Linked DNA regions of Homo sapiens: all the other regions are linked to region 1. Evidence: read pairs that join two places in POLR2A ChIA-PET (ENCODE). Cell type or tissue: CD4-positive, alpha-beta T cell. All regions are shown on one strand.

Region 1 (4,000 bases):
TCCAGTAATTTTGCTTAGAAATATTTTTCATTATATTTGTAGAATGAGAAAGTAAATATTATTCTAAAGTTTCAATCAGTTTACAACTCCAAGAGAAATAACATGTCTGTTTTGGTGATACCTCCTAAAGATAAATTTAGCTCAATTTAACTGCATGAAGTTTTTGAAAATCCACTAATATCTTGGTATTTCAAACAACTTTTTATGCCTGTGGAATGTTTGTGCAACATTTTGAGACTACTTAGAGCACCTGTTATGAGGGAATTCTCAAGCTAGAAGAACAGAGGCTTATTCCACTTTGCAAAGGTCAGCTTCTTATTCTTTTTAAAGCAAAACATATGCTTAAAATGGTTAGAATCGTACATAGTACTCATTTTCCCATTTGAAATAAAATATATACTGTAAAGTTAAATTTACATACTCTAATGCTGACAATCCATATTTTGTACTGATTTTTGGAAAAGCATCTGTAGTGCCCCTTTTAAAATAAACCAAATGGAAATTAATGACCTATGGTCTAAGTGGGTTTTCCTGTATCTTTTGGAACCGAGCTAGTGAAGCAGTCTGCTGGAACGTGGCTGCTGGAGGGCTTTGTGGCAGCTTCTCTTCATCTGGAGCCAGCCTTGTGGCTTCAGCAACCTTACAGCCCCATCATTCATTTGCATAATGGATGCCTTTTTATCCATTATGCAAATGGTATGAGAGGAAAATTAGGCAATAAGGGAAGACGAAAGGAGAAAATTGCTCTTGCTTATTTTAATATTCTATTTATAAGCAAGCACTGTGGTCTTCAAATGGCCGAACCTCAGAGTACTTCTGTGCCGGAGAATTTGTTTTCACCTCTCTCTTATGAGCTTTGTCAGGGAAAAAAGATTGTTTTCTTCAGCTTTTTTGTTGGAATATTGAAACAACATAATATCGAATGCAAGAAAAAAAAGTCAGCCGAGATTCCCCTTCTTTGAAAGTGTGGACTGTCTACTTCTTCCATATGATTTTTGATAAGTCAGAGAAAACAATATTTATTACATGAGTACACACCATCTAAATCCCTTACTCATAATAACTCATTTATTTAAGCCTCGTCATACTTAATTAGTCGGCTTTTATTATTTTTATCGTTTAAGAGTTGAGGAATAGGTACAGAGAAGTTTAGTAACTCAGCAGAAATCCCATAGCTATTAGGTGGCAGAGCCAGAATTTGAACTGTTGCTGGCTGTGGTGTGAGAAACCATTTTGCTGTGCTGCCTCTGACATGCAATTCCTAAAACAACCAACTAATATAACTGTCTTGGGGTTTACTTTGAGAATATATGCCAAAACCCTGAAAATACTAAACTCCTTGGTCTACAATCTCATTTCACTTAGTACCAGATTAAATGATGAGACTAGCTCACTGTTAGGTGGGAAACATTCCCTTCCAACCATTTGGCCTGAAACCTTGGCATCACCTCCAGTTCCACCGTTTCCTTCTACCTCCCCCACTCTGTCAGCTATTCAGCTTCCTTGTCCACAGCCACCACAGCAGGCCAGAGCTTTGCCATCAATTAGACTATTGCAGAGGCCTCAGACTGACCTCTTTCTTTACACTGTGTGCTTTCTCCAGTCCCTACTGTTGCCAGAGCTGCCTTTCTAAATCACAAATCTGATTATGTAATATAACTCCCCTGCTTAACGACCTTCACTGGCTTCCCATCACCCTGAGAACCATATCTAAACTCGTTAGCAAGCTGATGCAGATGGTTCCTCTGAATCAGCAGGAGAAATTTGGGCAAGGATGAATGACGTAAAAAAATCATCCCTTACCCACTTTCATGGTTCTAGCAGTTTGAGTACTTTGCATTTCTGGAACTTAAAAAGCAAAGAAAAAACATATTTGTCAGGTTTTTCAGATAGCGAAGTTAAAGAAGGAAGCAACACAGCCAGCTTTGGTCTCCACCCATTCTGTTTTCCTGTTGTTGGCTCCGGGGCAGGATGTGGCCATAGGCTGTGCACCTCCAGATGGAGAGATGTGGTTGGCAGTAGAGGCAGTATTGATGGCACTTCTGGGAGTGTGACCTGGCTGTCCTGTCTGGTCCACCCTGAAAGCCTGCTTAGGTGAAGAATGGGAGGGGCGGTGAGAGGAGTTTTGCAGCACCTGTGCCCCAGCAGTTCCTCCTAACAGGGTGCTCATGAAATGTCAGCCATTGAACCCAGGCCCTTCATCTCCCTTCCCCAGTCAGCTAGTGTAGCCATTGGAACTGGTTGTACTTTTCACAGCTCATTCACCCAACCTGGTACAAGAGAAATAGGGCTTAATTTTTTACTGGTTTTCTCACTCTTAAGGCCACTTTCTTAAGAAAATAGCAAATTTAATCTTCATTGGCTTACATTGCTTTTCTTAATTAAGCAGACACAATTCAACAAATATTAGGAATCAAGAGATTTTTGTGATTACATCACATTGAGCACCCAAAATTTATGTTTTTCTGGAATCTGATATCAAAATATACTCAGTGTTCAGTATAATTTTTATATTTCTTTTTCCAACACAAGATAACCATCAACAATATTCTGTTAAAAACCAACAACCACCTTCTCCATGTAATGCATACAGAGGTTGACTCCTCCCATTCTTTCTTTATCTTCCAGGATGTAATACTTATGCATGCATATTCATATTCCCAGGCCCTTCATGATCTAGCTGCTTCCTCTCTGCCCACCTTTATTGCTGGCCAGTCTTTCACAGTCACCTTAACTTGCAGCCACTGTGAACCACTTGCCATTCCAAATTTACCACCTTCAAACCTCTGTGCCTTTGCAGATACTGTTCTCTTTAGCTGGCTCATTCCTTTGTCTCTTTACTGTATAGTGAACTCATATGCACCTTTTAAGTTCAAGCTCAAATATGACCTTCTTCATGAAGCCTTGTCCAAATCTTTAAAACAGTACAGTAGGCTTACAGTAAGTATTATTTCTTAATTCTTCATCTAACAATCAAGGGTTACAAAGACGAACAGCAGAAATCTACTGACATAAAGGGGTTCATAGTCTCATGCCCTATAAGCTGATGGGGTATATATTTTTAATTCGTAAGATGAGTTTTAAATCAAGTGGGCAACCACATAATTCCAACCTCATTCATCTAAATTATTTCCTATCATTTATTTTCTAATGGATTTTCTAATGTAATGCTGAATGACTGAACCCTGGGGATTCAGCCCTAAGTAGCAAATCACTTTCACACTTTAAGATTCTGTGGCTCTGAAATCAGCCAAAGCATGTTACCATATAGTACAGAGATTGCTGGCCTGAGAGTTCATTTAAATGATGAGATGTGGTAACCAAAATCCCAGGCGAAATTGGAAAGAATCATATTCACATGATCTATTTGGACTTAAAAATTTATAGTTCGAGAATTTTCCAAGTCTTCTCTGTGAAACCCCATGGTTCTTCTGAGCATGTATTAGGGTTTCAATGGATGCTTGATTCTAGTTAATAAATAACATTTATTGAGCGCTTAAGTTCTAGATGCTATTTAAATTTGTTCATTCTCCATCTTTGGACAAATAGGATTGGTTATGCTAGTGTGGAAGAAAGGGTGAAGAAGTCTAGAAAGTAGCCAATAAACAGAATCCCAATGCTTATCTACCCCAAAACCTCACCTCCACTCAAAAGATGTATGCATGCCTCAGAAAAACGTTTGTGAAATGCTGACCTAGAAATATGCAGTTCCACAGAATTTTATAATTAGCAATTGTGTAGGTAATCGATATTATTTTACAAATGAGCAAATAAAAGTTAAAATTCAATGTGTACTCTGATGTTGAATAAGGAACTAGAACTGGAACCCACATTTCTTGGCTTCTAGAACAGTGCTTGTTCAGTTGCATGACTTTTTAAAAATTAATTGTAGATTTCAATTATCCATATATTTTAGGTACTATATGTGATAGCACCTCACATCCTTTTGGAATTGAGTAGAGTGTAAATTAATAAATAGATACTATGAATAGGTATAAAT
Region 2 (4,000 bases), 96 kb before region 1:
CCCCCAATATAAGCATTTTGGATGGGGTGGTAGAGAAAGTCCCCTTAGATTGAGAAGCCAGTAAACTTAAGTATGCTGTCAGGCTTCAAGCCAAATAAAGTGCTGAGCATGACAATTAATTGGATAACTACCAGAATACCTCTTACTGTAACTATAATTCAGAATATCCCTAGCTGAAGTTAAAAAAATGATGTTAATTAATTTGAAAGTTGCTAAGAGTCCCTATCAAATGCCTGTGCTCTGTTTGCATGCTAGGTTTTGGCATTGTGAGCAAGAGGAGACACCGATAGTGAAGCTCTATCCTTCTGCTAGGGATTTAATACTCTTGACAAGCCAGGAAATAGGTGGTCATGTCTCTATCTCAAAGATGGAGGAGAATGAAATGCTCGGGGTAAGCGTTTCAAGCCAGAGCTGTCCTGGTTGATTAAGGTCATCTGATCACTTTGCTAAGTAAAATAGGAAGATGAGGACACATGTTGAAGAGTTTGCAAGAAGAGCAAATAATTAAATATTTTCTTTTAAGCTCTGTGAAATTAACTTGGAAGTTTTGTTGCATTTCAGTTGAATAAAAATAATACACAAAAATGAGCTGGTTTTTTAAAGTGAAGAAAGAGGTGCACATAATGTTTCCTTTGTGTCTTTTGAATATTTTATTTGGAAACTAGTTAAATTTGCTTAAATACCCATTTGTTTTTGGTTTCAGGGATTTTGATGTTTGTTTTGAGATCCTCAGCAACAAATTATATTTAGAGAAATGTGGGATTGCCTATTATTAAGACATTTTAAATTGTTTGAAAATATTTTTAAAACATAATAAAAGATTTATGCTTTTTAATTTTGTATCATCAAATCCAAACTGCAACTCCTTATGTTTTAATATATAATCATACATACATATATCATATATTGGGACATTAAAGTTTAGGGAAATGCAGTTTGCAGTAATGACTTTAGATGTTCTTCCTGGCTCTCTTTAATTTTAGGCCCAAAGTTATTTTCCTAGCTGTATTCACATTAATTGTTTAGTATTTTACTGCATATTTTTGTGTTTTTACATTACAGAGATATTTGTAGACTGTTCATGAATTGTAATTCTCTTTTTAAATAACCCCCTTTTGGGGACTTTGTGTGAATTTCCCTTTGATTTATTATAGACTATAAACAACTCAACAGACTCTATTGTTTGAATAAAAAATACTAATCATGTCATATTTCTGCATCATATCCTGATCTATCCTTCAATTTTAACTTTAGAAGTAGCTTCCTCTTTGTTTTCCTGAGCTCAAGGCAGAATTCAGAACACTTAGAACAATGTATGAGACAGAATAACATTTTCAATGGGGGGAAAAAAGTTCAATTCTAATCCCTTCTCACGTTATGTTTTGTATTTTTTAAACTTGAAGTGCTAGAAAAGTAAATAATAATGATATGAATGATTTTTTTCCTTAGAAAATCAACTGTCAATTAACTAATGAATATTCTTTTTAATCAGTGTTAATTGACAAATTTCCTGCACTTACAAACTCACTGCTTGCATAATAGTTTCATTTTGACTCTTCCTGATTTCCCTTTTATGTGTTGGTAGTCCTGTTGGGTGTAATTCTGCATTATTTTCTAAATTCCCTCATCTGGAGCTAGATGGAGCTATGAGATCTTTTGTAAATGTATACAAGGCCAGTGGCTCTTCTTCATCTACTTGTGGCATTAAGTAGATTAAAACCCAATTTTAAAGCTTTCTTGTCCCTTTATTCTTAAAGACAGCATGGAAGAGAAAGTCTGGATATCTAAAACACAGTCATTAAAATGGACAGTCACACAGTTCTTTAATTATCATTTACTACTGAGCAACTCAAAAAACAAAAACCCAAACTCCCAAAATCAAAACAAAGAAAAACACCCGGCTACATATATACCTATTCTTAACACTATTGACTCAAAACTACATTAAATGTGTTTTCATTAAAAATATAATTATTTTTGTTTTGTTTTCCAAAAGATTATAATTCTCTCAGAAATCCACACAATACAGAAAATGATGGGAAAAGCATATGGCAATTGTTTTAGGACTTATCTGCCAAATTTTATACATACACATTTTATAGATAGATACATGGATAGATAGTTATATATATAACATACATGTAATATATATGTATGCATATAATTATATAAAAATGTAGAAAATATTTCACAAGGAAGGATTAAAAGTTTTGCTTAAAAGGTTTTGGATAAAATGTCATCTTCAGTTTCCCTGTATATAGGGACATTTAGATGATCTCGTCACTGTATCTTATCCATGCCTACAGAGCATTTTGGGAGGAAAGGTATTCATTTTTTGTGTTTGTTTAGTTTTTTGCTCAGCTTTTTATTGAGCTAGCTATGCGGTTTTCTTGACTTGTTATTCAGTGTGTTTAAGTCCTAAGAGATGTGCCCAGACTGCTGTCATACTGTTTAATATCTGTTAGGACAGAAGTTGTTAAAGGTCATCTACCTACTTTGAGAATCTAATTGTAATAAATTCTTCTGTGTGTTTCTCTAATTGGATTAACTTTAGCTCTATGCTGTTCACATATTTGGGTAATTATATGAATAATTTTCATTTACCTAATTTGGCAGATACTACATAAACCAAATACTTATTTGAACTCTACACCATCTTGCTTTTTAAGTTACTTGTAGGCTTTACTCTTGAGTCTTTTATTGTGAATTGTATCCTTTTAAACTTTAATGTCCCTCTATATTCTGTCCTTATTTGCTTCTCAAATCTAGAGAGGAGTAAACAGTATTTTAAACAATTTCTAAAGAAGTAAGAGGTAGGGAGGTGGTTCTTGATTTGGCTTTAATAAGCACTTCACTTGAAGAAAGGGCATTTTACTAATCTAGCTATTAGGTAAGTAAAAAGATAAAGATAATTATAATGTAATGATTATAAAATAACTAGTAGATAATTAACAGATACATAGATAGAGGTGTTACATGTGAAAGACCTGAGCAGTGAAGCTCTGCATAAGAAGGACAGACACTAAAGCGTATATCCTTTACAGGTAGAATCTTGTTCAGGATCTGCTTTTTCTTGCTTTACACACAATTTGACTAGGCTTCATTCTCAGTCTTTTACCCTAAAGAGGACGTGAATGCCATTCAGTCCTCACAACAGTAATATATGGCGAAAGCTGTTTTTCCTATCATAGCAGGCAAGGCAACTATAGCTGAGTCCAAGCCCCAGGTCTGAAAGTGGGAGATTTAGACTCGGTTGTCTGATTCTCAAGCCAGTGATTTCCCCAGCCATTCATTATTCATTTGTCCCCCAGACACTTCATCACCCATCCGCAGGACTTTCCTAAGCACGTATTTTGTGCCAGACACTCTTTTAAGTTGCTAACCATTTAATGGTATGTGAGACTGATGAGGTCTGTGCATCCATAGAATACAAATGCTTTTGAGGGTAGGCAAACAGTACATGAGTTTGAAAAACAAAACAACATGAAATTACAATGTGGTAATAAAGAAACAGGATGATGTGTGAGTAGCTAGAAACAGCCCTGGGTAGGTTGATCAGGGAATGTCTGTCTGCAGAAGTTACACCTGAGTCCACGTAATGATTCTAGCTGCAAATAAGAAAACAAAAATATAGTAGGCATCTGGCAGTGAGAGAAGAGGCAGGCTAATAGTAAACAAGAAGGGCAGATAGGAATAAAACAAAACTAATGGCCATGTGTGGTGGCTCACACCTGTAATCCCAGCACTTTGGGAGGCTGAGGGGAGCGGATCACTTGAGGTCAGGAGTTCGGGACCAGCCTGGTTAATATGGTGAAACCCCATCTCTACTAAAAATACAAAAATAAGCTGGGCATGGTGGCGGGTACCTGTAATCCCAGCTACTTGGGAGGCTGAGGCAGGAGAATTGCTTAAACCTGGGAGGCAGAGGTTGCAGTGAGCCCAGATTGCACCATCGTACTCCCGCCTGAGCGATGATCAAAAAACTCTGTCTCAAAACAAC
Region 3 (4,000 bases), 72 kb before region 1:
GGAGAATATAGAGTCAGATGAGGGATTTTTATGAGATGACCACAAGTATAACTAAATAAATGGTTTTTTTTTGCATGATAGATTAATAAATAAGCAAATGCATGTATTTAAAGATTCTAAAGCTGTGCTGTCCAAAAGAAATTGCATGTTAGCCATATATGTAATTTTAAATATTTTAGTAGCCTCATTCAAATGTGAAAAGATACAGCACAAATTAATTTTAATAGCATAGTTTATTTAACTCAGTATATCCACAAACTTGAATATATAATGGAAAAGTTATGGAAATAAGGCATGTTTTGTCTCATAGTAAGTCTTGAAAACCCATGTGTATTTTATGTATAGCACATCTCAGTTTGGGGTAGCCACATCACAAGTGTTCAACAGCCACATGTGGCTAGTGGCTACCATACTGAATAGCTCAGTTCTTAAGACTGTGCCTTATGAATAGAAAAGAGCTGTTGTTGAAAGTAAAGCAGAATAACTTTTATTATATTATTAATTCAAAGTATATATTCATAAAAGTTTATGCAAAATGAATGAGAAATTAATTAAGGCTCTGTAATTTGTTCCATTTATGTGATTACATAAGTAAATCTATTTTATATAGAAAATATGACTGTGTCCCTTTCAAAGACACTAAGACCTTATCTTAAACTCTATTTTAGTTAAAAAAAAAAAAAGTTAATTGCCATTTCAACTGTGTGGTTTGTAGTAAAATTTGAAATGGGTTTAATGTCATTTATAACATTTGTAAAGTTTTGGGTGATTTAAAGGGCATTAAGGGTTTTTTTGATGAATTATACATGTTGGTATTCAGAGATTAATGGTGTCCTTTGCAAAGAATGTGTGTATTCTACTTGAATCTGTTGAAATTGTAGTAATGGAATTGCATTTTTGCAAGGCTGTATGTTATACAGACATTTTCTTTAAACAAATAGTTTGAGGTGAGGAAAAAACAGAAAAAGGACTATAAACCAGGGCTGGAATATGTTAAATCTCATTTTTTAAGGAATATTAACAAAACATGAAAGATATTATAGTGACAGGCATTTTTACTTTTTTTTTTTCATTTCCTGTCATGGGCAAGTCAAACATCCATGCCCCAGCTTCCTCATTATTAACAGGAGATATATTAAATGCTCCTTAAAATACAACACTTCTGTGATTCTCTGAAATGGAGCTTATTATAGTAAATTGCAAATTTCTAGTAAGTTATAACTGCTGAATACAAACATTTTGCATCTAATAATGAAAATATGAAATAAAGAAATAAACACTGTAAAACCCAACCCCCAAATGCTTGAAGATCACTCCTGGGCTGAGTTGTTGGTGTTTCAGGGTTGGACATTTAAAGGGGATTTCATGAAAATTAAATTTCTTGGGTTTGTTTTTTCAAAGTTTTAAAATATATGTTTATAGATGACATGGATAAAATGAACTAAGGTAATATAAATAGTGCCTTTCAAAGAGCAATAAAAGAATGCCTTTGGTCCATAAAAGGAGAGATTATCAAAAAGAATAAACTTGATTAGAAGAAATAAAAGTAGATTTATTTTAAAAGGGAAAATGGAATTTATTCCTTTAAAATACAGAAGCACTAACTTAAAAATGTTTGGACTATAGTAATAGATTTTTTGAAAAGTAGAGAATTAAGGAGAAAGACCTACCAAAAAAAACCCCATAATTCAAGTGTACATGGAGCAATGTGAAGGGAAGGATGTGCAAATGTGCATTTATGTTGGGAAAAATCAAGGAGCCTGTTTAAAAATAGAACCTACTTAGAGACAAAAACTAGATTAGGAGGCATTAGGTTATGTTAGAAAAGTAGTTTATTTTCCTTCTACAAGCTGTATATGGTTTTTGAATCATTTTTAAAAGGCTAATTTGAAATGTGTTTTGCAATTTTAAACCAAAAGCTTTTTATGCAACTTTAAGAAAAGGATACTTATCCTATTTTTATAACCATGAAATATCTATAACTTTGCATTACCTAGCCCTTTAAAACTCAGAATATAATTTAGATAATTTACAAAACTGATGTTATAACCCAGCCAAAGCTAGTGTTTTTCAGTTATCAGGTATTTAACCGATATATATCTATGAGATTTCTTAAATTTATATTAATTTATTCTATGAACATTTATACTATCACATATTTTTGTAATAACAAGCTAAGAAAATTATTATTGTTGCATTAAATTGTTTACTGAACATTTATTGTTTTATGCAAATAAATGTTTTCAAACTTAGTGAGCTCCCCCGCCAAAAAAAGAACCAATACTAACTGTATTGTGCTTTATCTTTAGGATATATTATCCTCCTTATTCAGATTCCATGTACATATGATTCCTTATCCCTATTTACACTCACTTTTCCTGAGAACTTTTTGACTATAGGAACTGAAAGAGTATGTGCATGAAAGCAAGCAGTTGGAAAGGACTTAAAAATACTTAAAAGAAATAGTTTTTAGAGTTAGATGGGGGTCTACCTGAAAGCAGTATTGACTCTTATTTTTTGTAAACAATATCTGAAAAGGTAGACAGGATATAAACAAAGGATAGTACTATTGATTTAGCTGTATAGTAAATACTCCCTTTCAATAAAATCTGAGCATAAATAATTTTCTGTGACTTTTCTTCAACCGTAAGCACTTTGGTTTTGGAATGTACAGGTTCTCTACTCAGACTTCCCTTAAACCAAAGTTTTCTGCTGTGGGACCTCTCACACTGTATTCTCTGTACTTGTTCTGTGAAATGGGATTCTGCAAATGCTAGCTATTATTATTCATCACTCTACTTAGAATAATTAACAAATGAGATAACTAGAGGTTAGGTTTTATAAAGGAGGATGAATTAGATGTCAGCAAAGTAAGGGGCTTTTTGCATTGAATCAATAATGAAAGTAAATAAAGGTAAGAGGAAGTTGGTCTTGGCCTCCATGTCATGCTTCTGTTTCTGGGTATTATCTAGAGGCGCTGTGCTGCATATTGATGATGTGAAGCTCAAGGGCTCTGGAGTTAAGCTACCTGGGCTTGACTGGCTGAGCTACCTCTGCCCGTGGTGGCACCTCGGACATGTTTATCCCATCCATCTAAACTTTTATTACATATATATGAAATGGAGGTAACGTTTTGAATCTACCATACTGTAGAGATTGATTTGAGAGGACAAATTGAAAAGGTGTATATGAGTCCCTTTATTCAGTTCCTGGAACATTGTAAGAGCTTAATAAATGTTAGCAATTAAAATCATCATCAGTATTGCTTTTTATTATCAGTACAAGTACTCCTTGTAAGAGAGACTAATGACAAGACTCTACAGTCTTATCATTTAGAAAGGGAGTGGACAATATCTATTTAGCTAGGTCCAGTACACTAAATAAAGGCTATCTAATGCTTTAACCATTGTTAACTTCCTTATTCTGAGTCTCTAAGACCAAGGCAGAATGTCATTGTTTGGAGGTCACAGAATAAGAAAGCCTTTGAACTTTTGTCTAAAAGTAAAAATTGCCTGGTATGCATATGATCTTGAACACATAAAAATGATTATATTAGTAGTAAATTGCATCTGTACAGCAGAGCGGGGTTAAAAAGATTTTAGCAAGTGAACAATAATAAAAGGAAATTAATTGTGTGCTATTCTTATTGACTTGTGTACAATAATACCATAGATATTCTTATTTTAAGTGTTTTTCCCTTATGTTGTTCATGGAAATATTTTTAACAAATTAATTTATAAGGTCTTCACAAAATTATTTATAATTTAGCTATTAAATCCCTGGTTTCTATAAGGGCTTAGACATATCAGAATATTTTGATTTGTGAGGGACTGGTATACTTGTGTCTTTATTTTATAAGCAGTTTCTCATTTAGACCTTAGTAAAATTGCCCTGAATCAATGTTTTAGAGGACTAAGAGTTGGTAAAAAGTCGCATAAATTGTGTGTAGCTCAGTGTGTAGGCCGTAATAAATATAGAACTATTAAACCTGTAGGTACTG
Region 4 (4,000 bases), 87 kb before region 1:
AATTGCAAATGTAAAATAAACAAACCCATTTTTGTTACTGGACAGGGAGCACAGTTCCCAAAGCCTCCTGTTTCACATCTCAGATGACAGGTCAAGCAGGGGCCGTGACAGGCAACCCACAAAGTGTAGTTGGTTTTGGTGCTTGGGGTAAGAACGTCTCAGGACATGCTCAAGGCTATTTGGATTTATGAAACTGAAATGTCTTGATTTAAAGTGAATCTTTAAGGTATCAACTGAGCCAGGTCATAGAGCTCTGGACTGTGAGGAAGGAGTTGGGTTCATTAATCCTCATGCTAACCCATGTGTGTTGACACTAATCAACTAACCTCACCTCTCTGAGCATCTTACAATGACATGGTCAGCTCTAAGACTGCTTAGATTATATGGCAATGCTACACTCCTGGAGGAAACCAATGTGAAAATGGATAATCTGTAAATTTTCTTGGGAACCAAATGCCTGTATGGGTTGTGGGGGTATAGTGCAAGATTCTGAAATAACTCCTGATTGTTCTTAGGTATATGCCCTTTGTAAAGCTATTAAAGGTTGTTAATTACCAGCCTTAAAAGATTGGGGAATTGAATGTTTGGTTGGAGGCGGTTTGGCCTGTATTCTTACTTTTGGCTAGCCAAATTGTGTACTTACATCTGACAGCTTAATTCTGAAATTAGGTTTGCAAAGCCCGGATATCAGTGGGCTTATTCTTTTTGCCAGTGCTGGATTGAGTATCCAACAGAAGTCAAGTGCCAGAGACCAGTCAGATTGAAATAGACTCTAACTGATGATTAGTAGAGTTTCAGTGGGAAAGTCAGAGTTCTATTCATTTTGATTGTTTTATTAAGTGTGAAATAGCTAAGCATCCTTTTTTATTGATCAGACATAATGTAACTGTTCTAAAGGATTGTTTCTTTGATATACCTGGATTGTGCTTCCTAAAGGGAAAAAGACTGGATCCATGATTTTATTTTCCAGACTACCAACTCCTGATACATGAAAATTGCTCTATAAAATAATCTCTTTCTCTTAGTTGTTTGTGATTTAATATAGTTTAGCATGTTGGAATTACCAATTGTTCCCTATCTCTGTCTTTGACTAATTGCCAGAAGTTTCATTTAATAGTATATGATACCTACTATTATGTGTTATATAGGTATATCATACATATATAGAGAGAGAGCATGCATATATGTACATGCAGTTTGAAATGCAGCAGAGTGGTCGAGCGCGGTGGCTCATGCCTGTAATCCCAGCACTTTGGGAGGCCGAGGTGGGCGGATCACGAGGTCAGGAGATCGAGACCATCCTGGCCAACATGTTGTAACCCCATCTCTACTAAAATACAAAGAATTAGCCAGGCATGGTGATGTGCACCTGTAGTCTCACCTACTTGGAAGGCTGAGGCGGGGAATGGCTTGAACCTGGGAGGCAGTGATTGCAGTGAGCTGAGATCATGCCACTGCACTCCAGCCTGGTGACAGAGCGAGACTCCATCTCAAAAAAAAAAAAAAAAAAAAAAAAATACAGCAGAGTATGCAGAAGCCCTGTTATCTCCAAGAAGTATCCAGCTGATGTGGGGCTGCACACAAATGACTTTTGCATGGACAGGATATCTGGTCTAACTACTCTAAAAAATTGCATAACCCTATAGGGAGCCAGAGCTAACTAATGCAGTAATTACCTAGGAGTAGAGCCAACATCCTGCAATTATATTAGAACAAACGTGCTACAGTGTTTCTGTTTATATATGTCTCTTGGCATCTTGAATTAATATTTTATCATATTTCATTAAGAAAAAATCAGAGATCAGAGAAGTCATGGAAACAAGATCACTAGAATTACCTGTTGTGTAGGGTTAGAAAATTTCTATGAAACTTCTCCCATCTTGACAAAATCATTTAACACTACTGAAAACAATTGATGTTTACCTCATAGTTAAGTAGAGGCAAGCATTTCCTTGAGGTCTGTGCGTTAGAAAACCATGAGCGTATTAGATATTATCTTTAGCTACTCAGTTTTTTCTTTTGTTTTCAAAGTATGCCAATATTGTTAATATGTACTTTTTATGTGGTTGACCAGTCTGTATGTGTGTGTATCTATGTCTATGTAAAATGCCATTTTCAACAGTTTAATTATATTACTTAAATCCCTTTCGGTGGGGGGTGCTGAATACAGAGTATATCAACAAAGTCAAGATCTACACGTTGATAAATCTTAATTGAAAGCTCTTTCTTCAGCAGATTGCTGTGTATTTTATACATTATATGTTGACAACGTAACATTTAAATTTTTGCTTAATAAGAAAACAATGAGGGAGAGTTAAGCTTTTTTTTTTTCTTTTTTCCTTTTAGCCCTGAAGGACTCACCAGTGTTATTTTGATTGTCTGGGAAAATTAGTTGTTTTGAGTTATAGATCTCGTTCTGAAAAAGAAGAATTGCTGAACTTGGTAGATGGTTGCCAAGGGGCATGCTGAAGCCAACTGAGAAAGGGCTTCTTTGAAAGGCAAATTTCTGATGGATTCCAGGCCAGGCTAATGAAGGAAACTCTGAAGCTCTATGTGTCTTGGAGTAGTGGGAAAGGAGTAACAGATTTTTCAGAGAAAGATTTTGCAACCCAGAGTCAGGAGTGCTGCTGCTGTGTGTTGTGCATCTGCTATCAAGGACTGCCTAGTCGCCTCTTTTTCTATCTGAGAGCTGCACAGGAGTGCTTTTGCACTGTCCCTGAATCGTGAGTGTTCTGGGAGAGGCAAAGCTAGTTCCAAGAATCAGCATTACCTTGTGGCTTTCACTTTTAGAGGGTCTGGAGATAGCTGACACCCTTGACTGAAGCATCACTAAGACACATCCTGGCGTCAGGCAGCACAGTCGCCTTCTTACACATGTATGCTTCCTTTTTTCCTGTAGCAAGGGATAGAACAAGATCTCACCTGAACTGGAGCACAAAGCTATAAACTGACTTTTGCTACCTTTGGAATACAATCACTGGAGTTGATTTTAATTTCTAAACTGGATATAACAAGAAAAGCAATTTTCTAAATTCCCCATATTTAAAAATCTGTACCATTTCTCTGTTTCCCAGAAGTACAAATCCATTGAGAAACCTTTGTTGCTGGGCAATATTTGAGGCCTATTGCATGCAGAGTTATTATCATTTAGTGTTAAATTCTTTAAATATTTTTTCTAGATTACCTCTTTTGGAGGATAATAATCAGATAATCCTTCTATAATCCTCCTAAAATTTAGCCTAATATTGGGTAATCTACAAATGCCAATAGACTGCTTTACCACTGAATTGATTTCTTTTATGGCAAGTGTCTGACTGCAAAAGCTTTATTTGTATATTGCCTCTTTTATTTACCTCCCCTCCTTCATCCTTCACAATGAATTGCTTAATGTATTGGTAATCAGACTCCTTGACAAAACATGCACTTTGAAAGCTGCAGGCTGGTTCTATGGGCTACAAACAAAGAGTCCTACTATTAGGATCTTTTCAATGTCTTTACCTTGATTTAGAACCTTGGTACTCAGAGTATAGCATGTGGACAGCAGGGCATCACCTGCAAGCTTATTAGAAATACAAAATCTTGCCCTTCCTCCTCATCACTGATTTAGATGGCTTTTCGGAGAGGTCAGGTGATTATGAATCTCTAATAAAGGTTTTAAACTACTGCAATAGAACCTCAGAGGGTTAACCTACAATACCATCAAATACCATTCAGAATGAGCTTGGCAGTCCTGGTGGAATTTGGGGATTATTCTATTCCTACTCTGCATTGCTTTACTTGGAAAAAGGGGACTGGATTTTTCTATGAAAAGAATGAGCTTCCCGTGCTCCTGTAAAGACACCTTGTAGTCTATGTCTAGAAAGCATTCCTTAATTTTCTTCAATCTGTTTGGAATATCATATAAATAAAAATTTGTATGTTTTCTTTGTAACTCTGGAAATGCTAGAGAAAATAAGTTTTCAAATGGTTGTTGAATCACCATGGTTGTCATAATTACTTA
Region 5 (4,000 bases), 160 kb after region 1:
AGGAGGACAGGTGCAGTGGCTCATGCCTGTAATCCCAGCACTTTGGGAGGCCGAGGCAGGTGGATCACCTGAGGTCAGGAGTTCGAAACCTGACCAGTATGGTGAAACCCCGTCTCTACTAAAAAATACAAAAAGTAGCCAGGCATGGTGGCATGTGCCTGTAGTCCCAGCTGCTCAGGAGGCTGAGACAGGAGAATTGCTTGAACCTGGGAAGCAGAGGTTGCAGTGAGCCAAGATTGCACGAGTGCGCTCCAGCCTGGGCAACAGAACGAGACTCTGTCTCAAAAAAAAAAAAAAAAAAGGAAAAAGAAAAGAAAATTCAGAAGGGATTTTGTAGCTAATAACAAATAGAAACAAATGTGATAAAAGGACTTGTATTTACTCCTTGTTATTTCCTTTGAATCTGTATAAGAATTGACAAAGGCACATGTAGGTTCCCAGAGTTAGGTTATTGGAACAGTAAGGATTAGTTGACAGAACTGATGATGTTTCACTTGAAGAAGAGAAATTTTAGGAGACATGACAGTTATTATCAAATATGTAAAGAGTTATTGTATGGATTGGAAAGTAGACCTGATCTGTTTCTTCAGACAGTTTCCAAGTTTCCTTGGCATGGAATTTTCTTTCTCCCTTTCCTTCTCTTTCCCATCATCTTACCCATTTTTCCCTTTCCTTATTGTGTACTCTGGGGAGATCTGTAACAAAATAGGGAAAATAAGAAAAAAAGAGTGATCTGAGTCATGCAGATATAGTCCCCATTTCCATTCCTCTACTTGACTCCTCCATACCCAACCATTTGAAAGGTAGAATCCTGAATGTCTGTCTCATCTCCTCACACTTTCTAGAGAAATGATGCAGAAACTTGGAGTCTGGATTTTTTTTCTAAAATACAGATGGATTCTTCTTTCAATCTTTTATTTATCCAAAGACCTTGGTCTTTCTCTACAAGGGTCAAAGTGAAAAGAAACAATAAAAAGGGGGGCAGTTATGTGTATGCACCACAAGAGGCCCTTTCATTTCTTGTCTGATATTTAGGTTGTTAGAAATAAAAACTCTCCAAAATCCTCAGTGGAACTATGTGCTTATTTCTGAGATAGGAGAGCAAAGAAATAAGTTTTGACTGTGTATTCCATTGAACTGTGGTCCTGGAAGAAATAAAACCCTGCATAAAAACAGAAATATTTCAGGCAGCCCCTGAGCATGCAAAAGAATGCAACCACAGAACTCCAACTAGGAACTTAAACCCTCGAGCCTGCAGTTTCTGTCTAGTAGTTCCTTATACCTTTCTCCCATATGTCCTCTGGAATTTTTAACCCCACAGTTAATACCTTCTTCCTAGAAGCTATGCCCCTCCACCAGGTAAGGGATGCTGATTTATCCCAGTTTGAAGCTCTGAATTCATTCCTCATCAAAGGCAATTATATCTGGAAGTTAGCAACTGGAATAACATTTAACATTGTCTCTGGAGTTCACATCCCAGAATTCAACTTCTGTATCCACCACTTACTAGCTGTGTGATGTAGAGCCATTCGGAACATCACTCAGAGGCTGTTTCCTCATCTGTATTGTAAGAATTGTTGTGAAGATTAAATGAGATAATACAGGCAAAGCTTGTAGCATAGTTTCTGGCTAATTGTAAGTTCTCAAAATACGTTAGCTATAATTTTTTTTTCTAATACATGACCATTTCTGTAGTAGTGTAAACACAATTCTATACTCTAGATATATTATGGGGTAGATAGATTTATGCAGCCTTGCCTGGGACTAACCACTATTTTTGAACAATGATTGTTTTATTTTTTTATTATTTTATAATGTATTCTGGGATCCAAAATACTGAGTTAAAAACAACATTTTTATAACCAGTCAAATTGATAAGGGAGGCAGCTGTATGTGTTATTTCACTCTCATTTAATGGAATTTAGTGAAATTTGATTTCTATCCCAGAATGACATAGGCCAAGTCCACCAGGGAGCATATTAAGTTAACTGTGCAACTGTGAGATTATGAGTGCAAACAAATTATTTGTTCTCATTGTTTCTAGTTCTATACTAAATTTGGAGGGTATATGCTTAGTATTCATTCCTTTAGAAGTTTCTAGCAAATATCTAGACTCTCAAAAATAGTTGACAGTCAACCATCCAAATATGTGGAATTTTCTTTGTCACCATAGCAAAGCAAGGGCATTTGAGGTTTATAAGCACCTAAGTCACGTGGACCCATAGCCTTCCTATTGGAGAAATAAGGAAAAGCACTCTTTTTCCAGCCCAAATGCCTGCCTCGAATGCCAAGAGGCAAGAACCTTGCAGGAAGTTTAAAAAGAGGTGATGTTTGGCACGTGCTGGGCTATTTCAGTGGGAATTACTTCATAGTGTGGCATACACCGGCCTGTTTGAAAGGGCAAAATAAAGAAGTGTGTTATGTGATACATCTTTGTGTTTTCCTTTCAAAAACTTGAAGGTGATATCACTTTGGTCTCTTCTTCCTTATCATGATTGATGTACACACTTGACTTTCCATTGAAAATCTGGCAGGATGAAGGAAGGACAGCACTTCCTACTTTTGTCGTGTTCTATCTCCTTTGAGGAAAACAAACTGTGTTTATTGGTTTCCTCTTCTAAGAAACTGTCCTCTTTTGTTAAGCCTTGCTGTTCTGCGAGCTCTGTACCTTCTTAACAGCACTGCACTGCCTAGTTTCCGACGCTTAAATCTTCCTTACTTCCTTGTTATCGTTAGCTTCTTGTAAAGTCTTAACACTTAAGCTAAGGGAGCATGTGGTCAGCAGTTATACAGGAAGTCCCAATATAGAATTGTCTCTTGGATGTGACTCTGTCATTCTGAAGGCCATGGTATCCATTTCCTGGTCATTTCTCCTGACCTGCCACCTAAAAGAACTGTGCTGAACTCCTATATTCTAGTTCGTGTCCTTCCTGAGCAATTGATTAACGTCCCAAGTTTAGCAGCATATTTAGCCAACCTTCTTTCCATCTGGGGCAGACCGGGTTGAAAATCAAGTGAGAGGAATTTATATAATAACATTACAACTATTTAGCTGTTTCTAGTATCTTTACCAAAAGAAGGGTATTTCAAAGATAATCTTTCCAGAATCCCATTCTGAAAGATCCTTTGGTGTCCTCACCCCCTGACTGGGTGAGAGTTTACTGAAGAGGTGTTCACATAAGGAACAGTTTTGCAGAAGGTACTTTGAGATTAGTTTTGGTAATAGATTTAGAATCTGAAGGCTAAACTGCTGTGTCTGTGTCTATACTTGAAATGAAAACTATGCTAGTTAATCAACTGGTGGTTTGCGTGGTCAGTTCTGTAAGAGATGTGGCCTACAAATTCTTTTCTGTCTCTGATACCTGAAATTCTTTCTTATGCTAAATGTCAGATAAAGCCGTATTTCCACTTAAGAAAGCTCCTGAAAAACTGAAGTTTTTCTGTTAATTTCATGGCTTCATTTCTTTAAGAGCTAGAGAGAGAAGGAGAAAGTTATTTGCTATGTATGTGTGTGTACATGTGCATGTATGTGCATGTCTTCTTTTTTTATTGGGTAGAAAGGAAGATTCTGCCCTTTCTTTGTTAACCTCTTTAACGTTTCATTTTCTGACCTGCTGCCTTATTTCTAAATCATCCTGAAAATCACAGCAACCCCTGGTGGGTAAAATGAGCTTAAAAAATTTCAAATGTATTTATAATTTCTACCTGCCACGTTTGCCTGCTATTTGATGCTGGCCTCTGCAAGTGAGATTAACTGTATTTCAAGCAAGCAAGTTTCTCCTGCCTGGCATGATTGAAAACCAAAAGTTAGCCATGTTTGTCATGCTGCTTTGACCTTCACTTAGGAATATTGCTTTTGCTGAGAAAAAATGATGCACATGCATGTGGAACCCTACTTAACAGTTGCTGAGCTTAGTGTAGTCCAACACTGTCATGGTTACCTGTCCCTGTGACTACCTTAGCATGCGAGATGTGGTTCCAACTCTTTCTTATTTTTAAG

The links. Peaks named below come from ENCODE experiments on the same cell type or tissue, not always from the same donor. Only the 100,000 strongest peaks of a DNase experiment are listed, where the experiment ranks them.
Region 2: POLR2A ChIA-PET joins it to region 1 with 13 read pairs; 5 of 35 experiments call an interaction of 5 or more read pairs at or near these places.
Region 3: POLR2A ChIA-PET joins it to region 1 with 12 read pairs; 6 of 35 experiments call an interaction of 5 or more read pairs at or near these places.
Region 4: POLR2A ChIA-PET joins it to region 1 with 10 read pairs; 5 of 35 experiments call an interaction of 5 or more read pairs at or near these places.
Region 5: POLR2A ChIA-PET joins it to region 1 with 12 read pairs; 4 of 35 experiments call an interaction of 5 or more read pairs at or near these places.

What each region holds. Positions count from the first base shown.
Region 1 is chr2:204,965,808-204,969,807 of GRCh38, forward strand. The region is part of intron 3 of PARD3B (par-3 family cell polarity regulator beta); the gene reads left to right. Among named protein-coding and RNA genes, the nearest start is that of PARD3B, 420 kb to the left of the region's middle. In CD4-positive, alpha-beta T cell, no CTCF peak of the experiment used is centred here; a DNase peak (open chromatin) is centred at 1,994; H3K27ac peaks cover 2,713 bases.
Region 2 is chr2:204,870,152-204,874,151 of GRCh38, forward strand. All of the region lies in intron 2 of PARD3B (par-3 family cell polarity regulator beta), which reads left to right. Among named protein-coding and RNA genes, the nearest start is that of PARD3B, 330 kb to the left of the region's middle. In CD4-positive, alpha-beta T cell, CTCF peaks have their summits at 1,627 and 1,827; a DNase peak (open chromatin) is centred at 1,640.
Region 3 is chr2:204,893,386-204,897,385 of GRCh38, forward strand. The region is part of intron 2 of PARD3B (par-3 family cell polarity regulator beta); the gene reads left to right. Among named protein-coding and RNA genes, the nearest start is that of PARD3B, 350 kb to the left of the region's middle. In CD4-positive, alpha-beta T cell, no CTCF peak of the experiment used is centred here; no DNase peak of the experiment used is centred here.
Region 4 is chr2:204,879,166-204,883,165 of GRCh38, forward strand. The region is part of intron 2 of PARD3B (par-3 family cell polarity regulator beta); the gene reads left to right. Among named protein-coding and RNA genes, the nearest start is that of PARD3B, 340 kb to the left of the region's middle. In CD4-positive, alpha-beta T cell, no CTCF peak of the experiment used is centred here; no DNase peak of the experiment used is centred here; H3K27ac peaks cover 1,861 bases.
Region 5 is chr2:205,127,014-205,131,013 of GRCh38, forward strand. All of the region lies in intron 10 of PARD3B (par-3 family cell polarity regulator beta), which reads left to right. Among named protein-coding and RNA genes, the nearest start is that of NRP2, 550 kb to the right of the region's middle. In CD4-positive, alpha-beta T cell, CTCF peaks have their summits at 3,691 (motif pointing left) and 3,904; no DNase peak of the experiment used is centred here.